2 separate regions of the Homo sapiens genome follow, and region 1 is linked to region 2. The links are chromatin loops, found by intact Hi-C in ENCODE. Cell type or tissue: GM12878. All regions are shown on one strand. Links, peaks and the distances in the headings refer to the core of each region. The heading gives the core; the rest is flanking DNA. Region 1 has its middle 42 kb from the start of ZC3H15. Region 2 overlaps FSIP2 (fibrous sheath interacting protein 2).

Region 1 (13,292 bases), core at 2,434-10,433, 650 kb after region 2:
TAGTGAGCTGTTGCTCTCTGTATTGTTGTTGTGGGTTATGGATTCAGGGCTCTACCCTATGGGCATGTGCCCCTGCCCAGAGGATGCCCTCAGCCTAGGGGGTGGAGTGTAAGGGAAATGGCTGTGCTTTAGTCAGGAGTAGACTGAGGCGGCCTTCTGGCACAGCATGACTCAGCAGGTTTGGAGTACAGGTGCACAACCCCACACATTATGTAACCATGCCACGTGAGGTGCCTTAGGTGATCACCCAGATGAGCTCATGCTTGACTCGGCACCACTATTGTCTCTAAAACGTATAACTACGTTGCTGATGCTGTACATAGAGCTTGCTCATGCCCAGAGAAAGGGTAAAGCCATGTCAAAACTGTCTACTATTCCTCGAGTGGTTTTCCAGCTACCTCCATTTGCCCCGCTGACTCCCCTCAGACATCAGTTAGAACCTGACACAGAGGTTGCAGTGAGCCAAGATCATGTCACTGTACTCCAGCCTAGGTGACAGACTGCTGGTGTATTTACCAGTACTTGTCTATGGTTAATCAGTTAAATCAGCCCATTCATTCATGCAAGTCAGCCTGAGGGTGTGATCAACAACCTTCTATGAATAATTGATAGTCTCTTTTGCATGGCTACAAACTATATCCCATGTAAGAGAGATGCCCTTTCCAAATGCAAACCATAGTTCTCGTTATGTAATCCTATAAAAGAAGTCAATGGGTCAGTGAGAATCTACCACTATCAATCTCCATATGCCTCCATGTTTGAATAATGATAGCCTATTCTCTATATGCTCAGCTGTGTCCATGCCATGAATCACAGAAAGTCTTGTTTAAGCAATCATGTGTAGGAGTTTCTTCTCCAATAGCAAATTGGATTTAGAAATAGGTGTATGGTTCCTCTCCATATTCAGACTGATGTACAGGAGATGTGGGGGAAATGCAGAGTAGAGAGCATGAAGAGATATGGAAACATGGATTTCAATCCCTGAGTATTAAAGTAAGCAATAAGTAGCAACCTCACTATCTACTCCTCAGCCCAGGTGATTCTCCATGCCTGAAAACTGAGCGCAGATCCCTCCAGTCAGGTAACAGAGGATATGCACCTTCTTATCTAGTTCCTTCTACCCTATTTTCCAGCCCCCCCAATCCACACCATGAGATTCACAAAATGAAACACTCATTCTAAGTCTAGTTTTAATACTGAATATCAAACCTGACCTACCTCAATCAAAAATTGTCTTACCCCATTCCCCAACCCATCCTTCTTCCTTTGATCATTTCATCTTCTGGCTCCTTCCATGGGGTGCTAGCCTATCCACTTTGGTTTTACATTTCTTCCTCACAGCCAGCCACTTCTACTGTTCCATGTCTCTTTTTCTATTCCTTTCTCACTACACTAAACTCACTTCCTTTTTCCTGTGCCCACCTTGTTGCTATGACAATCATTTATATTGGAAATAAATAGGTCAAAGTCCTTGAAGATTAGTTTTTTGCCTACCCTTCCCTCAAACCTTACACATTCTATTCACTGTCTTTCCTTTTACCATACTGAATAACTTGTGAGTTGCCTAAATTTGTCATGTTGTTTTTTAGTCTTTTGACTCTTTAAAAAGATACCCTTTCTTCCTATTATGACATTCTCTGCTTCTTCATACTTCTAAAAAGAAAACCTCAAGACTCAACTCTCCTGGGAATTCATATTTCAATATCCAGACTGGTGGTTCTCAAACTTGGTCTCACATTGGAATCACTTAGAAAGCTTTAAAAATAATATTGGGTCCTGAGCCCCACCCTCTGAGATTCAGATTTAACTGGTATTGGGTAGCGCCTGGAGATAGAGATTTTAGCACCTCCCCAGGTGATTACAATGTGCGACCAAGATTGAGAACCACCACTGCCCTAAGTGATATGAATGCCCATCTTCTGTAACCTGTATCACTTTACTCGTCATTATCAGCACTTTTTACCTTGCACATTGAATTGTCTTGTAGCAGGACAAGCTGCAGGCAAAACCCCTCAGACAATGGGTTAAAGAAGGAAGAGGCTTTATTCAGACAGGAGCATCAGCAGACTTGCATCTCAAGAACCAAGCTCCCCGAAGAAAGAGTTCCTGGCCCTTTTAAGGGCTTACAGCTCTAAGGGGTCCACGTGACAGGGTCGTGATAGATTGAGCAAGCATGGGGTGCATGACTAGGTGGGGGTGGTGAGCAAGGCAAGTATTTCTCCATACCATTGTCTGTGATCTATAGATAGCACAAGTGGTTAGGGTGGGGGTTAATCTTTAACCGACAGACCTGGCCAGTGGCGCTGATCAGTCTGTTATTTTTCAGTTTTTACTTCCTCCATTTCTTTGGAGACAGAGGACAGCAGAAGAAATGGCCACTCTCCTCAGTCTATGTACCATATTTTATTAGGTTTTATACCCCAGTGCCTGCATTAGAAAATAAAGGAATCTGGGGTGGGGGAAGCGGGGAGGGATAGCATTAGGAGATATACCTAATGTTAAATGACGAGTTAATGGGTGCAGCACACCAACATGGCACATGTATACATATGTAACAAACCTGCATGTTGTGCACATGTACCCCAAAACTTGAAGTATAATTAAAAAAAAGAAAAGAAACACAAGTAAACCCAAGTGTTCATTTATAGATGAATGGGTAAACAAAATATGGTATATACACATAATGGAGTATTATAAAAAGAAAATAAAGGAATCTTCAACACATGGCTTTTGATGAAATGAAGGAACAAAATTATTTCCTGTTTATACATGAATGTGAATGTTGTTGCTGCTTAATGAGATAAAATACTGAAGTATCTTGAAAAAAGTCACATAAATTGAGAAGAAAGGAAATAGTACAGTTAGAGATAGGCACAGGATGCCAGGGCGATGACGTGATGCTTAGAGCCAGGAAAAACTTGAAATGACACCAGAGCTATACCCAAAGAATCAGCAGATCTTTTACAAAAGTAACAAAATGAGATAACTGACAGCCACACTCTCTCCCTTGTGTCCTAAAAGTGTCAACATAAATGAATATCTAGAACGGCTCTGGTACCTGCTGTTTCATAATGCTGATGATTTGATAACATGTCAGCACTTTTCAACTTTATCTTCCCCATTTGATCTCAAATCACAAACTTTTTTTTTTAAGTAGTGGAATGTCCTTCATATTAATGAAACACCTGGACTCCTCTCATTTTATCACCCACACTCCATCTTCTTACTCATTTGAAGGCAAACATGAGAAGATTAAAAAGGCAAAAAAAAAAATAGAAAAGCAAGTATAGTAAAATAAGCATGAGAATAAATCCTGATGAGCATTGAGAGACTGGATATAATACCTAACACTATTTTATTAGGACACTGTCCAATTAAGATATGTTTAACTTTGGGTAAAGAGTAAGTATAAATTCAATGATCAGATTGTTGGGGAACTTACACCACTTTTGCAAAAAAACAAACCAAGACAGTCTGAATTTGAGGTTCATAGTTAGGTGTTATAATAATAAAATTTAGTTTTCATTAACTGTATGATGGCAATTATAATAAGAAACCAAAGCATTTGTAGTAAATATTATTTTCAAATTAAAGGAAAGGAAAAATTTGTAAGAAAAGCTGGCCCTACCATCAAAAGTACAATCCCCAAAGCTGTCGGTAAAAATTCAGAAGAATTATATGAGCTTTCAGAAGACCTGGAACTGAAACTGCTGATTTCTAAGATCCCTGTTTTATATGAGTATTGGTATATTAGAAAATTGGCCATGTTGAAAATAATGCTATTTATGGTAGGGCTTTAGGAAGCATGCTATCATTCTGAAGCTAAAAAAGAGGGAGGATTATTTTTCTCTATTTAGGTCAAAGTTGATTTGTTTTGCTCTTTTCTGTTTTGGTATAATCAGGTATTGTTTTTGTTGTTGTTACTGTTTCTTTGGGCTTTTGAAAATAGTAGATGAAGACAGGTATATGAATTTGTGTTACTATTGCTGACTCTCTAGCAGGCAATTTCCACTTAGGAAAAGGAAATTATCTTGCCAAAGATAAATCCTTAGGATGGAAGCTTATTCTGATGCTTGAAATCACAAACAACAAATATTTACATGAACCATTAAGGTAATACAAAGGAGAAAAGGTGGCCACTAAGACAATAGGAAATGTTGGGAGCTGAAGACAATTGCCAATCTCGTCTCATATAAAGGAATTCAGATTTATTATTAATATTATCATTATAATCTTGTTGGCCGCCATGTGGATCCTACTTTAAATATTTTATATAAGATTCTTCCATAAAATAAATAATTCTTATAATAAAATTGTTCAAAATAGCTCACAGGATAAACTTTTGTTTAGTCCTAAGCAAATTACATCTACTGGCAAAATTAGTTCCTCAGCTGAAATAACTGAGCACACACAATTACACAAAATTTTTTTCTTGTTGCAACATGTTTTCTTAGATTTACCCATTATCTAATATACTTTTCAACTAGAAGGCAAGAATGAAGAAAATTTAGAAACAGAAATAAATATTTATCACATGCTAATATTTCTAGGCTGTATACTAAAATTATTTCATATATTAGCTCATTTAATCCTCACAATGATTATAAAGTACATTTATTAATCTCAAGACACACAGGATAGAACTGAAAGTAAAGATGTAAAATGACTTACTTAAAAACCACACTAACAAATAATGAATTTAGGACTGAAAGTGTTTTTCTCATCGTTTTTGTGTCTTATCCAGTCTCTTTCTACAACATCACTTTAAAAAGCTATCCTTAATAAACTGTTGTAATTTTCATGATGACATTCACGTTGTTTGAAAAAGGTACATACATATATTCTAAACTTTATTGCCCAAAACAGTCTTCACTGGCATTGTTTTATTTGATAATTTCTGTGTGGAAACACTAACCAGTGAAATACTTTTACAATATATCAATAAACTTCATTTTTCAACTGCATTGACAGAAAGCAAGCCAACTTTAATCAAAAATGTGAAATAATTTTAGTGATGTAAAATCATAATTATGCTCTCTTGTGGAAAATAAGAGCAACATTTGGCATCACAGACACTCTGTCATAAAAAATTTGCATTAAAACGTTATTCTAGAAAAATGGGTATTTGTCAATCTCATCCAAATATCAAACACAGGAATAATCTTCAAATCAATTAAATGCTGCTGACTTAAAAAAATAATTGCAGCACATTGCCAACTCAGAATAAGATCCCAATGTCATTGCAATTATGCCTGAAAGCATCTGGACAATGCACATTTCAATGTGTTTAAAAGCCTATTAACATTTTTATTGCAGGATGGCATGACCTCAATTATTCAGTTAGGTTTTTGTGTAACCGTTAAGAGATGTCTCTAGAACATGTGATATGGTTTGGCTTTGTGTCCCAACCCAAATCTTCTCTTGAATTGCAATCCCATAATCCCTATGTGTTGTGGGAGGGACCTGGTAGGACATAATTGATTAATGGGGGCAGATTTCCCCCAGTGCTGTTCTCGTGATAGTGAGTGAGTTCTCACGAGATCTGAAGGTTTTATAAAGGGCTCTCCCCTTCAGTAGGCACTCATTTTCTCTCCTGCTACCCTGTGAAGAGGTGCCTTCCACCATGATTCTAAGTTTCCTGAGGCCTCTCCAGCCATGCAGAACTGTGAGTCAATTAAAACTCTTTTCTTTGTAAATTACCCAGTCTCAGGTATTTCTTCATAACAGTGTGAAAATGGACTCATATAATAGGTTCTATTTCACATTTGAAAATAAATATTTTTAAAACTCTGTCTCACTATTTTCTCTGTAAGAATGACTGAGTGTCCAAGAGGTATTCCTAAATGAGAATTTAAGGGCATGGAAAGAGAAAGTACATATATATATACATACAACTCTTAAATGCAGGAGTGGAAAATGATCTCCAAATAGCTTTAAATAGATAAAATATGCATGTTAGGAGAGCAAGAGTAAAGAGTGAGCACTATATCACTTGTTTCCTGGATTTTAAATACTTAAAACACATAAGAAGAGTGTTTAAAATACTTCAAGCGCATGCATAAACACATACACATTCTAAAAGCCTAGAATGACACCTTCATCCTGTCCTTTGCCATAAGAAACTGACCTTTGCACCAATCTAGGTTCCTAGCCCAGAGACAGAAGGGAAAGATATCTCAGCAAAAGATCAAAGTAGCATGTATTTTCCCCTATAGATACTCTTGTTACTTGGATGTTGCTTAAAATGAATCTCTCTCCCACTTACTCTGTTGTCTAGGGCTAACAAGCTTTGTGACAATGACAGCGGCCAATCCCATTCTCCCTGCTGCCTGAAGTCTGGACAATAGCTAAATTCACCGCACCTTTCTCACTTGCTAGAAATTACAGAAGCATTTATTATGCATTCATGAATAGACCAGTGCAATAAGAGTAGTTGCTATTGTGAGTAGCAATTCCTGCCTTTATGAAAAAACTATAGAACTGACTCACACAAAGAGACAGATTGACATGTTCAGGATAAAGTTGTGGGAGCCAAGCCCCACGACTGCTCCCAGTGAACCTCAGCACTGGAATTCACACCCCTGTGTTTTTCCCTACACTAGGTAGAACTGAATTGTGATACCAATAGAATATTGCAGAAATCACAGAGTGCGATGTCCGAGGCCAAGTCACGAAAGCCTTCTTTCTCCTGCATTACTCACTTTGAGAGAAGCTGCTCATCATGCATTTGGGGGAAACTCCAATAGCCCTATGGAGAGGTCCTTGGAGCAAAGAACCTAAGCCTCTTGCCAATTTCCAGCACCAACTTTTCTGCTATATGATTGAGCCATCTTAAAAGAGAATCCTCTAGCCCTAGTCAAGCTGTTAAATGACTGCAGCTTGGCTGACATGTAACAGCAACCACATGAAGAAACTGAAGCCAGGACCAACCAGCTAAGCTGCTCCTGAATTCCTGCCTCATAGGAAGGGTGTGAGAACATAAAGATTTCTTGTCATTTTAAGCCATTTAGAGGTCATTATTTTTGCAGCAATAGGTAACTACTTTCAAATTGTATTTTAAATCTATCCTATGCCTTACCCATTTCCCCATCATTTCTTGCTCCACTATCTTGCCTATACTATTAATCATCCCTAACCTATCCTACCCCTAAAGTTATTAATGAAAGTATAACTCTGTTCCTGTTACTCCCCTTTTAGAAATCTCTCATGATTGTCAGTAACTTACAAGGTAAAATTCAAACATTTTTACATTATTGCAACCTGGTCACAATTTAGCTTTTCAGTTTCATCCTCCATGACTCCTTCAACATATTCTTTAAATTTGTTTATACCAAATGATTTCCCTTTTTCCAACTATGCCTTGCACTTCACACCTTTTACATTGCTCCCTCCATTCTTTACCTGAACCATCTTTGCCACATATCTCTCCTTAGAAAGATCATTTTTTAATATTAAAGACAATTGTTACATCTTCTCTAGAGTCTTCCCAAATACTTTCCCCAATATAATTAGTTGTTCACTCATTTGTCTTCCCTCAGTACATTAAATATAATGGTGGCAGAGTAAAAGCTTAATATATCACATTGTGTTATAGTTGACTGGATGTGTTTTTACCTCCTCTATCAGACTGTGACCTTCCTAGGGAAAAGAATCCTGTTTCAGTCATCTTTTATTCCCAGAGCTTTGACATGCTAAATGAGACATAGTACAAACTCAATCAATGTTTGTTAAGTAAATGAATAAACAAATAGGTGAAAGTTAGAATGTACTATCTCTTCTCTTCTTTTTTTTATTCATTTCCTCAACATTAAATTGAGGGAATTTAAAATTCACGAGGTCCTATTTAATTTGGCCACAAGGACCTATTTATTTTACTTTCAAATTTTCTCCTAAACCCATTATCTTCGTGCTCTCATATTTCCCATTCCCTTGCTGGAACCATTGGCTGTAAAGGAGCACAAAATTGTATATGATCGCAATGAGAAAAAGATTTTCAATATTGCGTAACTCTGTATGGGAGTTAGGTCAGGGAGGGAAAGAGTCAATGCCTTAACACTGACATGTAGGTGGATCCATAGTTAGCTGCCAAAACTAAACAAAGAATAAAATAACCATTAGAATGTCAGAATAATACTTTTGTGGCCCATAGAAGTTCTGGATTATTTAGTAACTCAATAAACAATTGTAGTTTATGTTTAGTTATTCTAATATATTTAAGTTTCTTTATTTCCCTAAGTTGACAATATTATGATTTCTTCAGAAACTATCAAAAAACACTTTTGATCATACTTCAAGCCAAATCAACTGACTTGCCACACTTTAATAAACTTAACATTTGACAGTTCTTCATAATTCTTTGCGTGTTTTTGTAAATTTGTGTGTGTGTCTAAGACCTTTAAATATATTGTGTATTGATAAAAATAAGGTCATAGGCTGGGCGTGATGGCTCAAAGGTATAATCCCAGCACTTTAGGAGGCTGAGGTGGGAGGATTGCTTGATGCCAGGAGTTCCAAACCTGCCTGGGCAACATAGCAAGACCTCATCTCTACAAAAATATTTTTAAATTAGCTGGGCATGGTGGCACACACTTGTAGTTCTAGCTACTTGGGAGGCTGGGAGTATCCCTTGTACCCAGGAGTTGGAGGCTGTGGTGAGCTATGATCACGCCACTCCACTCCAGCCTGAGCAACAGAGCAAGACCCTGTCTCTACAAAAACAAAGAAAATAAAGTCATAAATACTTAAGTAAAGGCAAATCCTTGCATACTCTACATACTTTTTTTAGAAATTAGACGATTTTAACTGATGCATAGGAAATATCTAATCTCATGGCTTCAAATAATGGAATTAAATTTCTGTCTCAAGTGAGAGATATTTTCCCCATAATTACACAGGTATAGTACACACTGAAATCCAGCTGGGCCATCCACTACATTCTCAAACTGTTGGACCCATTGAATAATGGCCTGTTGCAATTGGTACTAAAGACACACAAACACAAAAAAAGAGCATTTACGTAAAGCAGATTTAAAACAGACTTTTCATCAAAATGCCACACTCATTTCTAAAGTTTCCCAAAAGAGTTAATTGTCCACCTTTAATTAATTAAGAAAATTAAAGAGAAATTGTTCAAATGACAACCTAAGTGGTCAATAAACAAAAAATAAAATTCTGATCAGGCAAAACAATATCCATTTATTCAACCAAAAATTCACTTGATGTTTTTAAACTTCTGTGTTAAATAGCACTTTCTGTTTACATAGTATTATATTATCATAGTTCCAATCTACATTTCTGAACTGTTGAAGAAAAACATAAGAACAAGTCATATTTCCTATATAATATTCTCCTACATTTTGTATAGAATTCTGGGTGTAAAATTCTATGTATAATTTCTGTTTCCAACTATGACTGAATAACTGGCACTGTATTAACTATCCAGCTTGAAACAACTATAAAACTTTACAAAATATATGAAGCATCAAAGTGAGATGTTTGACAACAGGTATCAGAGAACTATAACCTGTGACATAAGGGTACACCATAAGGTGAGTCCCACAATCACCAGTGGTTCAATCTGGAGGCACCTTCCAAATCATTGCACAAAGATGTGGAGCCCCAGCAGAGCACAGCAGTTTCCTTTTTGTGCAAACTGACAAAACACTTTGTAAAATCTATATGAAAATACAAAGAACTCAAAATAGCCAAAATTATCTTGAAAAATAAGAACAAAATTGGAGTATTCACATTACCTGATGTCAAAACTTATTCTAAAAGTTATAGTATCCAAGACACAGTAATGTTGCATAAGGATAGACAAATAGGTCAGTGGAATAGAATTAAGAGTCCAGAAATAGACACACAATTATATAGTCACTTTTTACAAAGACACCAAAAGGAAAGTCATTTCAACAAAAGGTATTGAAACAACTGGATATCCATATGAGGGGAAAAAACAACTTCAAATACATCTCTCACAATACTCAAACATAATTTGAAAAAGACCATAGGTTTAAACACAAAAGCTATTACTGAGTTTTAGAAATTATTTAAATATTCTGATAAAATCCTTTTTAAAATCTATGTATGGTATATGTTTTCTCAAGAATATAAATGCCTACTTATTTTCTTAATGGTGTTTCTTTGATGAGCATAAGTTTTCAACTTTTATGAAGTCTAACTTATCATCTTATCCTTTTATGGTTTGTGCTTTCTGTGCCTTGTGTAAGAAATATTTGACCCCAAAATTGCAAAAATATTTTCCTATATTTTCTACATTATAGAGGCTCAAAACAGATGGCTATGTGTAAAGACTACTCTGGTACCTTCTTCAGAGGGTATTTTTGAAAATGAAGAGTTTATCAAAGGTTGCTGAGAATATTGACCTCCATGTCTAGACCAGACCACATACACAGGGGCACAAAAGACAGCTACAAATGTCAGTTTTCTATTACTTTAAGTATTATGCTTTAAAGTTTAATCCAAAGGGGAAAATAAACCTTGTAATATCTTGCTCAATTTCTTTATATACCATGAAATAAGCAATATAGAATATTCAAAATAAACGTAAAAACAATCGAAAACAAAAAAATTTATTTGACTCACATGGCATTATGTTGGCGAAGAAAATTGTGTTAAGGTTTATCAAATTTTCCCACCAATATTGTATTTTCAATCCAGTACCATCCTCAAGTTATGGTAGATCCTTATGTTCCAGATGTGCCCTTTATCTAATTATTTAAATTACATTAAAAATGCCCAAATCTATTCAGTCATACAAACTATATCTTCTGTGAGTTTTAAGGAAAGTATAAACATTTACAACTTTACAATCACATCAAATTTCAATCAACTAAGATGTAATCAAAAGTATAATTTCAGTTAATCAAAACGACATGTACTTAAAACCAAAAAAGCCAGGCATGGTGGCTCAAGCCTGTAATCCCAGCACTTTGGGAGGCAAGACAGGCTGATCACTTGAGATCAGGAGTTCGAGACCAGCCTGGCCGACATGGCAAAACACCGTCTCTACTAAAAATATAAAAGTTAGCTAGGCATGGCCTGGCTACAGGCCAGCCTGTAGTCCCAGCTACTCAGGAGGCTGTGGCAGGACAATCGCTTGAACCCAGGAGGTGGAGGTTGCAGTGAGCCAGGGTTATGCCACTGCACTCGAGCCTTGGCAACAGAGCAAGATGCTGTCGCAAAAACACACACACACACACACACACACACACACACACACACAAACAATAAAGTATGCACTTTATTTCCCCAATGAAGAGTATTTATTAATGACTAGTATCCATAAGAAATGCCTTCTTTAAAATCATAAACACTAAACTGTTACATATAGTATTAATGTATACATGCACACTATTACATGTACTCATTGTATGTACAGTATTACATATGTTTACTAGTAAAAGTATGGAAAATTCATTCTGATTATAGAATAAGGAATAAAAAGTTTGAATTCACTGAACATATACTGTGTGTCTCTTTCAAGTTATGATGTGTTATATCCTGATTAACCTAATAGTGATAGACTAAGGGCACATCTCCATGAGAAACTATGGAAATATGGAGGAGCTTATTCATTCATGTATATCCAACTGGTGGTATATAACCTTTGTATTCTTGATTGCTGACTCAGAAGAAAATTAGAGTGTTACTTAAGCCAAATTAGAGTCACCACATGTACCAATCCATAAACTTGGACTGGCCTTTGAAATATGATCCAGCTAGTAAGCACCCAGATTTCTATTAGATCTGGGGAACACAAAGATAAATAAGACACAACTTAAACCCCTCTAAATGAAATGGTTCTCAAATATTCTGAAACCAATTAAACTGGGACAATCACCCACAGCTAATTTATCTGAAATTTGATTTACAAACAAATTTTGGGAGCATTATGTACATTCTTCAGCAAGAGAGCTATAAATAATTCATTTTACACAAGAATCGATTTGTGCTTTTAAGTCTAACTATTGCAATATTATGGATCAAAATTCTTGCTAATGCTCGTATGCATTGCTGCATTCTATTGGATTAGGTAAACCACTGAAAATTGGTAAGTCATTGATAAAATGACAATAAAATATCAATGATTTATAATTTAAACCCAAAAATAGTATTAATTTAAAAACTACAACTAAGTGATGATAAAATGGTAAAAGTATCCTTTCTGGAATTACTGAGAATCACAACTAACAAGCACGTCTTGAGAAAAATATAATTCTAAGATAAGGTAATATGTAATAATAACATCATACAGTTTATGATGCAAATGTCAGTAATCCTTATAATTCTTTTCATAAAATATCCTTTGCATTTATCCATTTAACAAATTTATTGAGATTCTTACATGTACTAGACACTATACACTATACTCAGTGCTGGGGGTATAATAGCAAAAATATAACAAATATAAATGATCATGTTATCAAGGTACATATGATGAGAAGAAAAATAATCAACCAACCAATCATGAAGAAGTACAAAATGAAACATTATGAAATTATATATATATATATATATATATATATATATATATGCTGAGAGAGAGAGAGATGCTTTATGTATATGTATGCATACATATATATGTATGTAAACACACACATTAAGGGACTTTGGCTTAATCACAGGGTCAGATGAAGCCTCCTGAGGAAATGGTCCTTGTGATAAGATGTAAAAGTTAATTGAAGAAGAAGATGGGGCCAGGCACAGTGTCTCAAGCCTGTAATCCCAGCACTTTGAGAGGCTGAGGCAGGCAAATCACTTGAGGCCAGGAGTCTAACACCAGCCTGACCAACATGGCGAAACCCTGTCTCCACTAAAAGTACAAAAATTAGCTTGGCATGGTGGCACACGCCTGTAGTCCCAGCTACTTGGGAGGCTGAAGGACGAGAATTCCTTGGACCCAGGAGGCACAGGTTGCAATGAGCTGAGATTGCACTACTGCACTCCAGCCTGGGCGACAAAGAGAGATTGTCTCGAAAAAAAAAAAAAAAAAAAAAAAAAGGTTACATTCACTTAGAACATCAGAAAGAGCATGTGCAACGTCTGGGGTAGAGCCAGCTTGGGGAACACAATAAAGTCAAGGAAAGCCTGCATGGCTGCAGGAAGCAGTGAGAGGCAAAGCACAGTGTGGAATGAGAATGGAAAACTGGGTTAGAAAGACAATATGCAAGGTTTGTAGGCTTTTTTAAGGATTAACATCTAACAAAATGAATTGTTTCAATTTAGCATTTAGTTTACAGAATATCCTGGTGACATTGTGAGTAAGCTAG
Region 2 (13,292 bases), core at 1,991-9,990:
GTCTAGTTCAAAGCAATAAAACTTGATGACCGTGTGTAGACCATATGTAAAATAACATTGTTTATTTTACTTATTTGATACAAACGTTTTTATTTATTAGAAATATAAATACCTACCTCTTTAAAGAAAAGGTTAGAAGAGGCTCATAATATAGTTGTAATAACTGCATTTTTTATCTTCTCCTACCCAAGAATGTAGAACTACAAAAATCACTTGAATCTTTCATAGCAAGCATTTTGGATATTGTTTCATTAAAAATCTTAGCTTGATGAAAAATAAAGAACTCTATACCTTACCTGGAGCTTCTTCGCCACTGCTCCAAGAGCATACACACAGATCCAAATAAAGAGCAAAGACACATATGTCACATTCCTCTTGCTCAGGTTTAACTGCAGGTTTTACAGGAGTTTGCTGTGGAAGCCTCACATCTATTCCATCATTTCTTTTCTCACTTATTGCTTAGTCTTCTTGTTCCTGATCATTTGTTTAATGTTACAAAAGATTTATAAAATTGAGAGGAAAATTCAGTACCAAGGGAATGAAAATAAAGTAAATATGACAGCAGTGGGAGTAAAGTTGCAGCAATTAAGGGTTGCACTCAGGTGATAAGTAACTTTGTATTACAGGGAAGGTATAAGGAGTAACAGTGAAGAAGGCAATAAATCTACTACCCTGAAGACTGTGGTTAAAACTTGTAGTTTATTTATTGGGTAATAGTCTGATGGTTTTTAGTGGGGGTGTAATGGTCAAATTAGCATACACAATGAATAACTTTGACACCAATATATAGGAAAAATTGAAAGAAAGAAACTCAGAACCAGCTCCCAAAAGCTATTAGTGGCCTGCAAAGGCTTCATTTGGGATTAGAGAGAAGTAGTCACAGATCCGAAAGACTTTAAATAGGAATTTATTTATCAAACATTTATTGAGAACCTACTATGTTCAAACTATAATGCTAGTTTTTAGGCAGATACCAAGATAAAACTATGTTGCTATGATTTCAGGGTATTATTTTTCAAGGATATTATGAAGCTGGAGAAAGTGGATGAAAATAAGACAAGTTAAAACACCAAAACCCACTGCTATTACCTAGATTCACTGTTTTTCCTAAATAAGTGCTCTCTGGAATGTTGCAAGCCTTTAATTAATTAGAGCCCCAGAAACTATAATTCTCATCATTTTTCTTTCGCCAGTTTACTTCTTACTTTTTTGGAGGAATGAATTTCTCAAGATACTTACCCTGCCATTTCTGCTGATGCCATGCTTTATCTGGTTAATAAAATTGTTTTCTAATAGTCATCAATGAAGCTTTTTCAGTTTCCTGACTAATTTTACCTGTAGGCCTTTGCACTTTCGTGCTGTTTGTATGCTTTTGGAGCAAAAAGTCTATTGGGAACTGCTACCAATGAATACATAGAACTCCTTGAGTTAGTTATGTTTTGTGCCAATGATATAACATGAAGAAAACAGAAAAGTGAATCTGAATGCATTAGGTTGCAGAATATCTAAGAGGAAAACCTGTGGAAACTTGAGTTGACCTAAGAAACCAGATCTTAGAAAAACAAATTAGGACAAATGATAGAGAACATGTCACTGACATCAGCTTTCATGCTCCTAGTTGAATACTGCCAAAAGGTACAAATCTAAGGGTAGACTATTGTCATGAAGCCCATTTTATGAACTGAACCCAGTGAAGTTTCTTTTCTTTTCTGCCAAAATACAGGATATAGTTTTCAGTCTGGCTATTTCTCAAAATTGAATTATATCCCTAGGGGGAAATGTAAATTTGATCATGTAGAGTGCAGGCCTAGAAAGGAGTGCCAATTTTCTTAAGAAAGTAGAAAGAAGAAAAGCAGCAGTACAAATCAGCAAAAATATACAAAAATAAATCAGACTTCAGTTTTAGATTTTAATATTTATTTTTCTATTATTTTTATGATTGAGCTATTCTTTTTTGCAATTTAGAAAACTGTGTTTTTATTTCATTAGTGTGTGACGGTAAATCTAACAACACATGATAGAATATTGTCATACACATAAAAGGAATGCATCTAAATTGGTATTAAATATAGCTAGAAACTTATGATTTTAACCCATAGTTACTGAATAAGCATTCACATATTTTCTTCCTACTGTGGAATATGGGGAGAGGACAGTGGAACTATGGCATTTGAACGAGTAAATAAAGGATTATCAGAAAGTCCTGGTCAGATGCCTTGCTACTCCATCAGGGCTTTTAGCAGTCAGAAGGGACTCATCTGCCCACTTCCTGCAAATCCTATATCCATTTTCAGAGAAACACAATGTAGGCATGGCTAAGGTGTGTTGGAAGTATAAGGATCAGAAAGATACACTGTTTATGCAGCAGCTATAATTCTGTACCCCTGGGTAATAAAGCACATTTCCGAAACTAGAGGCCAGTCTAAGGAGGAAGTGAAATAGGGGGGTTGGAAAAAACAGTGTATTCTTCATTTTGAATTTCTAGAGAAAAAATCTTAGATACAACAAAATGATTTCAATAATTAGAAATTTTGGGAAAAGTTTTATAAATTTTTGACTCTATGTAATAACTAAATGATCAACCTTTCTTTACAGGCAACAGAACTTGCTGCAAAATTGCTTGCAAGAAAAAGTATGTATCATAAAATCCACCGAGAAAGCAACATATTAGTCATACTTTCTGATGCATCATAATAGAAAACATTTTGTTAACTAAGTAATAGGAATCATCCATTGATATTTGTTAGGCTTCCTTTTTGCCCCTTTTTCTTCATTGAAGTCTACTTTCAGTTAATTCTTATACTTTTCTGTGGTCCAAAATTGTTATCAAAAGATAATATTGACCCTTCAAGACGAGGTCTCATGGGTATAGAATGGTGAGATATTAACGGATCTATAACCATCATAGGAAGAGAATCAAATACCACAAGCCTATTATATCATGGGAAGCCATTAATCAATAAGGCCTTTCAGATCTTGCTGGTGAACTCAGTAGTAGGTGAGTTGAGATGCTTGGATCTGTCTTCAGTAGTTTTGTGAAAAGGGACCTGGTCACCTATGAGCTGAGACTTGGAACAGGCAAAGATAAGATCGTGTATTTTTATGAGGCCTAACTCTGGATCTAGACCGAAAAGTCAGGAAAGAGAAAGCATTTGAGGAACAACACATGCTCTGAGACGCTATTTAACATGGAAACTTGCTCAATTCATAGAATATGCAGCAAATACAAAAGCTTTGACCCAAGGGAATTTTTTTCAGCTTAATGTTGTAATAGAAAGCAATTAAAAACTAGGATTCTATCTATCATATTTCACTACAAAGAAAACGTTAGAAATATATCCCTCTTTTATATATTGAGGTTGGAATCTCTTCGCCGTAACTAACCTAAGAGTAATAATGTAGGTTTTTGTTTATCATCTCCAGTAATAAGAAAAATGACATATTTTGAATGTCTTAGTTTATAATTTATATGTGTTGTAGTTGATTTAGAATAATTATCTTCCTATAAACATTTAGGTATGATTCTTAAGTATTTGATTTAGACTGTATTTATTTAAGACATGTATTTTACAACATAAGATTGTCATCTCAAAATATGTGTTTAATGCCACTAACCCATTGCTTATACAATAAGTTAAAAATATGTTTGTGTATTTGGGGATTACAGCTGAATAAAATGGCCTTTCCTGGGGTGCTCCTCAAATGCTTTCAAGTGAGTCAGAAGAGAGTGTGCTACATATATGTTAACTTTTCTTTGAATGTTTCTCTGAAATATGGATAATTTCAGACTAATTTAGGCAATATTTTGGGTGTTAGCAGCCTAGTTACAGGAATCATATTTACACTGAGACCTACATATCAGCCTTCTAAGCTTTTCTGCCAATTACTTGTGTTTACAAGCTCTATGTTTTAAGAATTTTAACAACTTAAAAATAGAGTACTACTTTATTATATGTAAGATGAGTTTTGTAAGCACAAAATATATTTGCAGTTGCTAAATAGAGGTTTATAGAATTCTACAGATGCATTTATTTCTACCCATGGTCCAGTTCAAATCTATGACAGCAACATTAGTCACTAAGGAAATGGTTATTCAAATCTGGTTCTTGGCTCCAGCTCAAACAAATTAATAGTCTAACTTTCTTAACCTTGCTCAGCCCTCCCTACTCTTTGATTCCCAAATCTAGCTTGGCTTTTATTTTCTATCTAAATTTTAATTTGTTACCTTACTTTAGTATCTGTTCTCAGCTTTCCTATCTAGGACAATTTGTATTTATTTGTATTATTTTATTTTATTTTTATTTTATTTGTATTATTTGTATTTATTTGTATTATCGCTTTTATTGGATACAAAGCCCGTCAATCTATATAAAGCATTAGCTTTTATTTTTGCCTATCAAATAATTCTTAACAATTAACTTTAGTCATTCCTATATATATAGACCACAGGCTCACCCTTTCAGCAGGGACTGGGAGAGAAAATGCTTTATGTTCCTTCCCCACATCTCAGCTAGGCAGATGTTTCTGAAAGCATCCAAATATTTTGACTGGATCTGTCTTGAGAAATGTTTTGTTAGAAATATTTAATGTATCTTTAAAAATTAGCTGGATCATAAACATCACATATTTTCTTTCCAAAATATTTGCATGTTGTGTGCCTAGACAGCAATTTAGTGATATTTTTAACAAAAAAAAAATCATTTATACTGATAATAAATGCCAGGGGAAAAAGAAACTTCTGAGAGACTGTGAATAAAATAAATCTTACACAAAAAAACACTTCACTGTAGTGCAGAATAAACTAACTAGAAATTCATCTTAAATTCTAAATTTCTAAACTGATATTTCTTTACTATTTTCTTTCATAAACCATAATGGTATTCCACCAATACATTGATATAAAAATTAAATGTTACCTTCTGTCTCCAAAACATAGAGTAAGTTGTTACATGACTTTATTTTCATCTCTGCTTACCTCCTTTCCAGGTAACTTCTGAAGAACTGAATATTATAATTCAGAATGTAATGACCTGGGTTGTGGCTACAGTGACCAGTATATTGTACCCAGCCATCACAAAGTATGAAAAAAGATTGCAAAATAATACATACCCAGTATCTGATGACTCCATCCTCTCTTCAGATAGTTCAAGTTTCTGTAGCACGTGCAGTGAAGACTTTACATATAGAAGCTACACATCTGCAACAACTAAAACATTTCAGGCAGAACCCTGTGCATTTGTAGTTGACACGTCAGTAAGGAGACCAACCACACCTATAAAACCTCCTCCTGCACATGTGGAAAAAACAGTTGTGGGGAAAACATGTCACATAAAAGGACAATCTATAATCTCTAAACATAAATATAATAAAACCAACTTGCTATATTCATACCCTAAGCTCAGAAGTTGTAAATCAGATAGTCACCTTTTAGCATCATTTGAAACAGGCACAAAAAAATCTAAGGATGCTACCACTGAAACAGATAGCTTAGGGAGTTCATTGCATTGTGATAAAACAGCAAAAGCCATGGATGAAATGAAGAATTTAAAAAATGTTTTTGTTAACTTTAAATGTTACTTGAAAGGGGAAACTGAAGTGATTTTAGAAAGCATTTTGCGAGAAATAATGTCTGATTTAACCCAGGCCATTCCCTCTCTCTCTTCTGTTACTGCTGAAGTTTTTGTTGAACAATGTGAACGTGAAAAAGAAATCTTGCTTTCCAATGCTCATATTCCCTCAGTTGCTTCTGAGATTGTGGAAAATATGCTTGAGAAGTTAGAGTCTGCAGTTGAGAAAAAATGTGTTGAGATGTTTTCACAAGATTTGTCAGTCGACATTAAACCAAGTTTAGCAGCCAGTGATGAACTTCTCACATCATCTAATGGAAAACCTTTGAAAAATTCAATGCCTCATACTTTGGACCCAATGTGTGATATTGCAGAGGACATGGTGCATGCCATTTTAGAAAAGCTAATGACTCTTGTTTCTTTTAAGCAAAATGAATTTCTTCATCTTAAAGACACAAATAAGCTTTCCTGCCAGCAACATAAGACAGACCCAATATGTATGTTCCTTCAAAGAGCTGGCAAAAATAAATCTAGTCTTGAATCTGATGAAGCTAGTTTAATTGTCAATGAAGAAGTACAAAATTTAATATCAAATATTTTTTCCCAGTCTTCTTTGGTTGCTTATATAGAGGAAGCAATCAATGCTATACTAGGTTATATACAAACTGAACTAAATAATGAGAGAATTATTGCATCTGAAGAAACCGTAGTACTCCTTCAGCTACTTGAGGACATCCTTTTTCAGCTCCATCAGGAACCAGTAAATGAAAGTTTTCAAAAAAGTAGGCAACCTAGAATAAGTAGTCCTTCTGACACCAAAGAAAAGTACAGACTCACTGGCACTAGATTATCAAATAGTCCTAGGTCTGGAAGACCATTTCCACCTATAAATGTTCCAGGCATGGTTCTTTATTCTGATGATGAAAATGAGGAAATAGACAATATTGTAAAAAATGTGCTTGATTCAACTTTCAAAGATGAAAAAGTAAAATCACAAGAACAGATTCCTAATCATTGGTTTACAAAGGGAAACACTTGTTTTGAATGCAAAAGAAATATCAAACCACCTACAAAGCCTGGTTCTAGAAGCAAAGCTGCATTTCATGATTGGGAATTAAAGACTGAGCCACCATCTACTAATCATGAAGATATTTTAAAGAAAAAACTTTCTTCGAATAAAGACATTTCAACTTTCAGCCAAGATCAAAAGCATCAAATAGAAAAGGCTTCAGAAAACATAGTCACAAGTATTTTAAAGGAAATGCTCAAGGACATATCTTCCGTTCCTTTTGGTCACTTAGACAGCAAAACTGGCAGTGAAGCTTCAGTTCTTGTTTCAGAAAAGCCTCAAGGACTGTCACATCAAGAATGGATAGACCAGATGTTTTCTGTTTCAGAAATCAGTACAGTGGCTCAAGAAATAACAGATTCTGTGTTAAACATACTTCATAAGGCATCAAACTACATTTCCAATACCACTAAAAGTTCCATTTCATCATCAGTTCATCAGATTTCCTTACATAATTCTGACACTGAACACATAGTCAAAGAAGCACCAAATAAATACCCATTAAAAACATGGTTTGACAGTGAAAAGAAAATGAAATATTTATCTTTATTTGACGTTGATCCTGAAAAGCCTCCCTGGTTAAAATCTGGAAAAAGTGAACCTAAACCTGTAGATGACATTAATGATAAGATCATTCGTACAATTTTTAAAAGACTGAAGTCATTTATTTGTCCAAAATTGCATATGGGCTTCAAATCTTCATTACGATCTCAACTTAGTAAGTACACAGCTAAAATAGTAAACATTGTTTTATGTGCTATCCAGAATGAACTGGAACTTCACAAGGAAAACCTAAATCTTAGGGAGATTGACCATACCAAATCCCTTACAGATAAAGGATTTTTTGCTAATACTGATAAAAAATTAGAATCTCTTGTCACGAGTATTGATGATGACATTTTGGCGAGTCCATTATTAACCTGTATTTATGATATGTTGTTATCAAGTGAAAATGCACATCAAAGAAGCATTTCACTCTCTTCTCGTAAGCCAAAGTCTGCAACTGACAGTGTTGATGTACAAAGCATTTTGCCAAATAGGCAAGATAAAAAATCTTTTCACAAATATTTGGCTACTCCTTGTACTCACCACAGTGTCAATGGTGGAAACCATATTAAAGAGAATGCAAAATTGCAAGTGTTAGAAAGAATTGGGGAAACACTACATGAAATGTTAAGCAAGCTCCTGGGGACCCATCTTCATTCTCAGCTATCTTGTAGTCAACAAAGCAGAGAGATGACCAATAAGAATCAGAAAATGGCTGCTGCATTGCAGTCTAATATTCAGTTAATTTCTAAAGCAATTTTGGATTATATCCTTGCAAAATTATGTGGTGTTGACATGGATACCAGTTTTGCAAGTTGTGGATTAAAAGCTATCTCAGAGTCTCTTGACATTGACAACCCATCATTTGCTTCAATTATTGAGAAAATGGCCAAATCCACCAAAATAATCTCCAGCATAGTTTCCAGAAGGGTTCAGGAGGACAATAAAGAAGAGACTAAAAGCAAGGCAAAACCTGTTGCTCCTGTGTCTTCCAAAACACCAAGCACAAAAGAAATGCATCCAAATAAACTAAAAGCTGTAGCTTCAGATATTCTTAATATGGTTTTTGCTAAACTGGAAGGGTTTGCCAACGGACATTTAGAAATTTTGGGTGCTATTAATGATGGAAATAAGAAAAGCAATAAGATAGGCTGGGAATATGAAAGCACCAATATTTCCAGAGACACACATGAAGCATCATTTCTGTCTGCTTTATATATGCATGCAAAGAAGGTATCAAGTGCTATTTTGAAGGTTATTCAAACAGAATTAAATGTGACCTCATCAGATTTGAAGACAAGTGTAGAAAACCCACCACCTGAGACTCAAATACTTAAGTATGTAGTCAAGTTAATTTTAGATGCAGTATCTTCCGATATGTTTAATGAAATGGAATCTGAAGGGGGAGGCATTGAAACTTATCGATACAGGCCAACATATGGAAGTCTTCCTGGAGGAGCTGAATCAGATTCATTTCTAGAAGATGATGCATATACAGCGAAAAAAATTATTGATGAGAGATCCCCACAAAGAGAAGAAGTGAAAACACGTTCTCTTAAACAATGGGCTCTCGAAAAAACCTTAAACAAAATTGAAGTAAAACTCAAAGAACCACATATATCTCCAATTGCTCCCATTATAAGAAATATTTTGAATGAAATTTTTCAAAGTACTTTAATCAATCAATTAAATGTCCTTTCTCTCTCCCACTCTAATTTTAATGGCATGCCTCACAATGTTGATGAGCCAACTCCCCAAACATCTGTTCAATTTATGGATAAAATGATGGATCCTTTACTTTCGGAAGCAGATATAACCATAGTAACAGATAATATTGTTAGGACTGTATTTCACAAACTTTATTCAGCTGCCATGACAGAAAGAAATGTAAGGGAAAATAGGTATAAAACTATCACTTTTTCAGCAAATGTTTCTTCTCATGAACACACCTATAAAGGAAAGTCCTCTGTCACGGCTTTGGATGAAAATCCATGTACTTTTCAGTCTAGATTCAGCGTTGCTGACAAGGAGACAAAGGTAAATCTAGCTGAAGATATTGTACAGGCAATATTAACAAATTTAGAAACTTTTGCTACTTCCAAAGTAAAATCTCTCTTTTATTCTCAAGTCAACTTTACAGTTCCAGTGGCTTTACCTATTCAGCAAGATCACAGTACATTGAGCAAAGCATTATCAGCCAAAGATTCATATTCTGATGAGCAATTTTCCTGTTGCTCAGTAGATCATACCAAGTCAGGAAAGACCAACTTGTGCCAACTGTCTTTGTCTAAATTAAATACTTATGCACTACAAGTGGCTAGAAGAAATTTACAAGGAATCAAACAGGAATTAGATAAAGAAAGGGAAAATCCTTTTTTAACTCATGACATTGGGATTTCTGAAAGTATTGCAAGTCAAATTGTTAACGCATTGTTAGACATTATATCACGTAAAGGCAAATGTGACAAAAACAGTTCTGACAAAGAGATCGATTTAGATCAGCAAAAAGGTGTTATTGAAAAGCTGCTCAATGAGACCAAATATCGAAAAGTACTTCAACTTCAAATACAAGATACCATTGAAGGTATCCTATGTGATATTTATGAAAAAACCCTGTTTCAGAATAATCTCTCATTTGCCACACCCACTCTGAAATGTAGCATAGCTGATAAACATTCAGAAGAAAATTCTGAAATGTTCATGGAGGGTGCAAATAAGATTATTCCTAAGCTTTCAGTTCCTAAATCAGATGTCATTTTGATATCCAATGATATAGTGAATATTGTTCTTCATAATCTCAGTTCTGCTGCCACGCTTGTCATAAATGCAAAGAATCCTACTTCTGCAAGATTGCCCCTGACATTTTGTGATACGTTTCCAAAAATAGACTGTCAACAGCCTCTTAAGGGGTCAAAAACTGAAAGAAAAACAGAGCGTTTTTCATATTCAAGAAATCAGAAATCAGCTTATGCTGATGATAATCAGATAACTGTAGTAGAGAAAGAAGACACTCAGAAATCTGCTACTGACTCATGTGAGGAAAATGCTAACTTCATTACTAAAACTATTTTTAAACGTTTGGAATCTTTTGCCACAGAAAGAATAGATTCATTAATTACCCTTGCTTTCCAAAGTAAAGAAAAGTCATTTGTTATCCCAGAATTGGAAAATTGTAAACAAAATGACAGCATCTTTTATGATTCAAGCCAAGTGGAATCAGATGTAAATGTCCTGAAAATATCAGCAACTGAAACCATTCTCAGCCAAGAGCTTACAGATTTCACTTTTGTTGGTCGCAGAGAAAAACTTGGATCCACAATTCACCTATCGCAAGCTAGGCTTAAGACATATGCTGACGTCATTGCCAGTGCCATTTTGAAGCTTATTAAAAATGACTTAGACTTAGAAATTCAAAAGATATATCCATATCAAAACAATATTTTGTTCCAAGAAAACATCATTGTGAGTGAAATTGTTGACAGTATGTTAAAGATGTTAGATGATAAAAGATCTGTAAAGGAAATTTGTTTTAATTCAAAAGAAAATTCTAACTTTTCACAATTAGCTTTATCAAATGAAATATTGCTGGGTCACAAAGAGAAGGAAAGAAGTACCAAACAATCTCTATTTACAAAGTATCCATTAGAGCAAAACCAAATGATATTGGAAAACAAAAGGCAGATAATTGTTTTGGAAGAAATATTTATGAGAAATGGAGAATCAAAAAACAAAGAAAAAGGTGAACTGCTCATTGCAGTGGAAGAACTTTTGAATAAGTTGTATCAAAGAGTAAGGGAAGTCACAGGCCATTTGCCTCCACTTAATGAAACTGCCAACTTTATATCTAATTCTAAGATTAAAACATCAGACACAACACAGAAAAACAGTTTTCAATCACATATTAACAGTGTAGCAAATGACATAGTTGAAAGTGTTTTGGGGAAAATGTACTTGGTAGTTGTGACATCATTATATGAAAATAATAAAAGTAGGACAGAAGTTGAAATATCTGACCACAATGATTCCTTACTAATGAAACCATTAAGGTTTAGAGAAACTAAACAAGCAGGAAAAATAAGTAATTCCCCTAGATATGCGATATCACAGGCTTATTCTTATGTCGACAGTCAAAATATCTCTGTGATGGAAAACACTCTTTTGCCATATTTACCATTGCAAGTGAAGAAAGACTTAATTCAAATGGTTCTCAATAAGATCACAAATTTTGTCTCACTTCCTTTAAAGGTGAGCCCTAAGGACAACCCTAAGCCATGCTTTAAAGCACATTTAAAAACAAGATCAAAAATTACCACTTTGCCTAAATTTACAAAAAAAACACACTTAGGACTGAGTGCTGCTAAGGCCAAAAGCAAAACCAAGTTAGGTCCTGGAGAGAAGACCCTAAAAGACAGCAGATCCAAGACTGCCATTGGGTTGTCACACATCATGTCAGCTGGAGATGCCAAAAATTTACTGGACACAAAATTGCCCACTTCAGAACTAAAAATATATGCCAAGGATATAATAATTAACATCCTAGAAACAATTGTGAAGGAATTTGGAAAGGTAAAGCAAACCAAAGCTTTACCATCTGATCAAATCATAGCAGCAGGTAAAATAGTTAATACAGTTTTGCAAGAATTATATGTTACCAATAACTGCAATTTGGCTTACCCGATGAAATCCTCACATCTCAGACTTTCACAGGGGAATATAGGCACAGGATCCCTTCCTAAACAACAAGCATGTTTTTACTTGGAGAATGTTTCTTCACAGCTAGAGCACATTTTTCCTAGAGAAGGTATATTTAAAAAATTGTTTGACAAGTGGCAAACAGAATCAAATGACAAGGAAAATGAAAAATGTAAGCTATTGATGATAGCTGAAAATGTTTTGACTGAAATTTCAATAAAAGCAAAAGAATTAGAATATTCTCTTTCACTTTTAAATTTGCCCCCTCTTGAGAATTGTGAAAGCAGGTTTTATAATCATTTTAAAGGAGCTTCTACTAGAGCCGAGGATACTAAAGCACAAATTAATATGTTTGGAAGGGAAATTGTTGAAATGCTACTTGAAAAACTACAGCTATGCTTTCTGTCCCAAATTCCCACTCCAGATAGTGAAGAAACTCTATCAAACAGTAAAGAACACATTACTGCTAAAAGTAAATATGGTTTTCCAAACAAGCATAGCCTCAGCAGTTTACCAATCTATAACACAAAGACAAAAGACCAAATTTCTGTGGGCTCCAGCAACCAAATTGTTCAAGAGATTGTAGAAACGGTTTTAAACATGTTAGAGTCATTTGTGGACTTGCAGTTTAAACATATCTCCAAATATGAGTTTTCTGAAATTGTGAAAATGCCTATAGAAAACCTTTCTTCTATCCAACAGAAACTGTTAAACAAAAAAATGTTGCCAAAATTACAACCACTGAAAATGTTTTCTGATAAATCCGAGTCAAATACTATTAATTTCAAGGAAAACATACAGAATATCCTTCTACGGGTTCATTCATTCCATTCACAATTACTTACATATGCTGTTAATATCATCAGTGACATGCTTGCTGTAATTAAGAACAAGCTAGACAACGAAATAAGCCAAATGGAACCATCTTCAATTAGCATATTGAAAGAGAACATTGTAGCAAGTGAGATCATTGGCACACTAATGGACCAGTGTACTTATTTCAATGAGTCTTTGATACAAAACCTTTCAAGAGAAAGTTTGTTCCAAGGAGCTGAAAATGCCTACACTGTTAATCAGGTTGAATTAGCAACTAATATGAAAATGTTCACATCAAAGTTAAAGGAAGGTAGTTTGGGGATTAATCCTTCACAAGTGAGTAAAACTGGGTTTGTGTTTTGTTCAGATGAAGATATGAAAGAAAAGTACAGGGTTTCATCAGATTTACCCACCTCTGTCAGATCCTCTGTAGAAGACACAGTTAAAAACTCAGAGCCAACGAAAAGGCCTGATTCAGAAACTATGCCATCGTGTTCTACTAGAAACAAAGTACAAGACCACAGACCAAGGGAATCTAACTTTGGTAGTTTTGATCAGACCATGAAAGGAAATAGCTACCTCCCTGAAGGCAGTTTCTTACA

The links. Peaks named below come from ENCODE experiments on the same cell type or tissue, not always from the same donor. Only the 100,000 strongest peaks of a DNase experiment are listed, where the experiment ranks them.
Region 1: it touches region 2 in a loop (2.3-fold over the local background); 1 of 110 quality-filtered maps calls a loop at or near these places.

The regions. Positions count from the first base shown.
Region 1 is chr2:186,437,709-186,451,000 of GRCh38, forward strand. No RefSeq gene overlaps it. Among named protein-coding and RNA genes, the nearest start is that of ZC3H15, 42 kb to the right of the region's middle. In GM12878, for the core only: no CTCF peak of the experiment used is centred there; no DNase peak of the experiment used is centred there.
Region 2 is chr2:185,783,657-185,796,948 of GRCh38, forward strand. FSIP2 (fibrous sheath interacting protein 2) reads left to right here. Exons shown (of 23, transcript NM_173651.4): 15 at 2,596-2,632; 16 at 4,987-13,292. FSIP2-AS1 (FSIP2 antisense RNA 1) reads right to left here. Exons shown (of 3, transcript NR_144453.1): 2 at 5,110-5,287; 3 at 35-474. Among named protein-coding and RNA genes, the nearest start is that of FSIP2-AS1, 9.8 kb to the right of the region's middle. In GM12878, for the core only: no CTCF peak of the experiment used is centred there; a DNase peak (open chromatin) is centred at 6,936.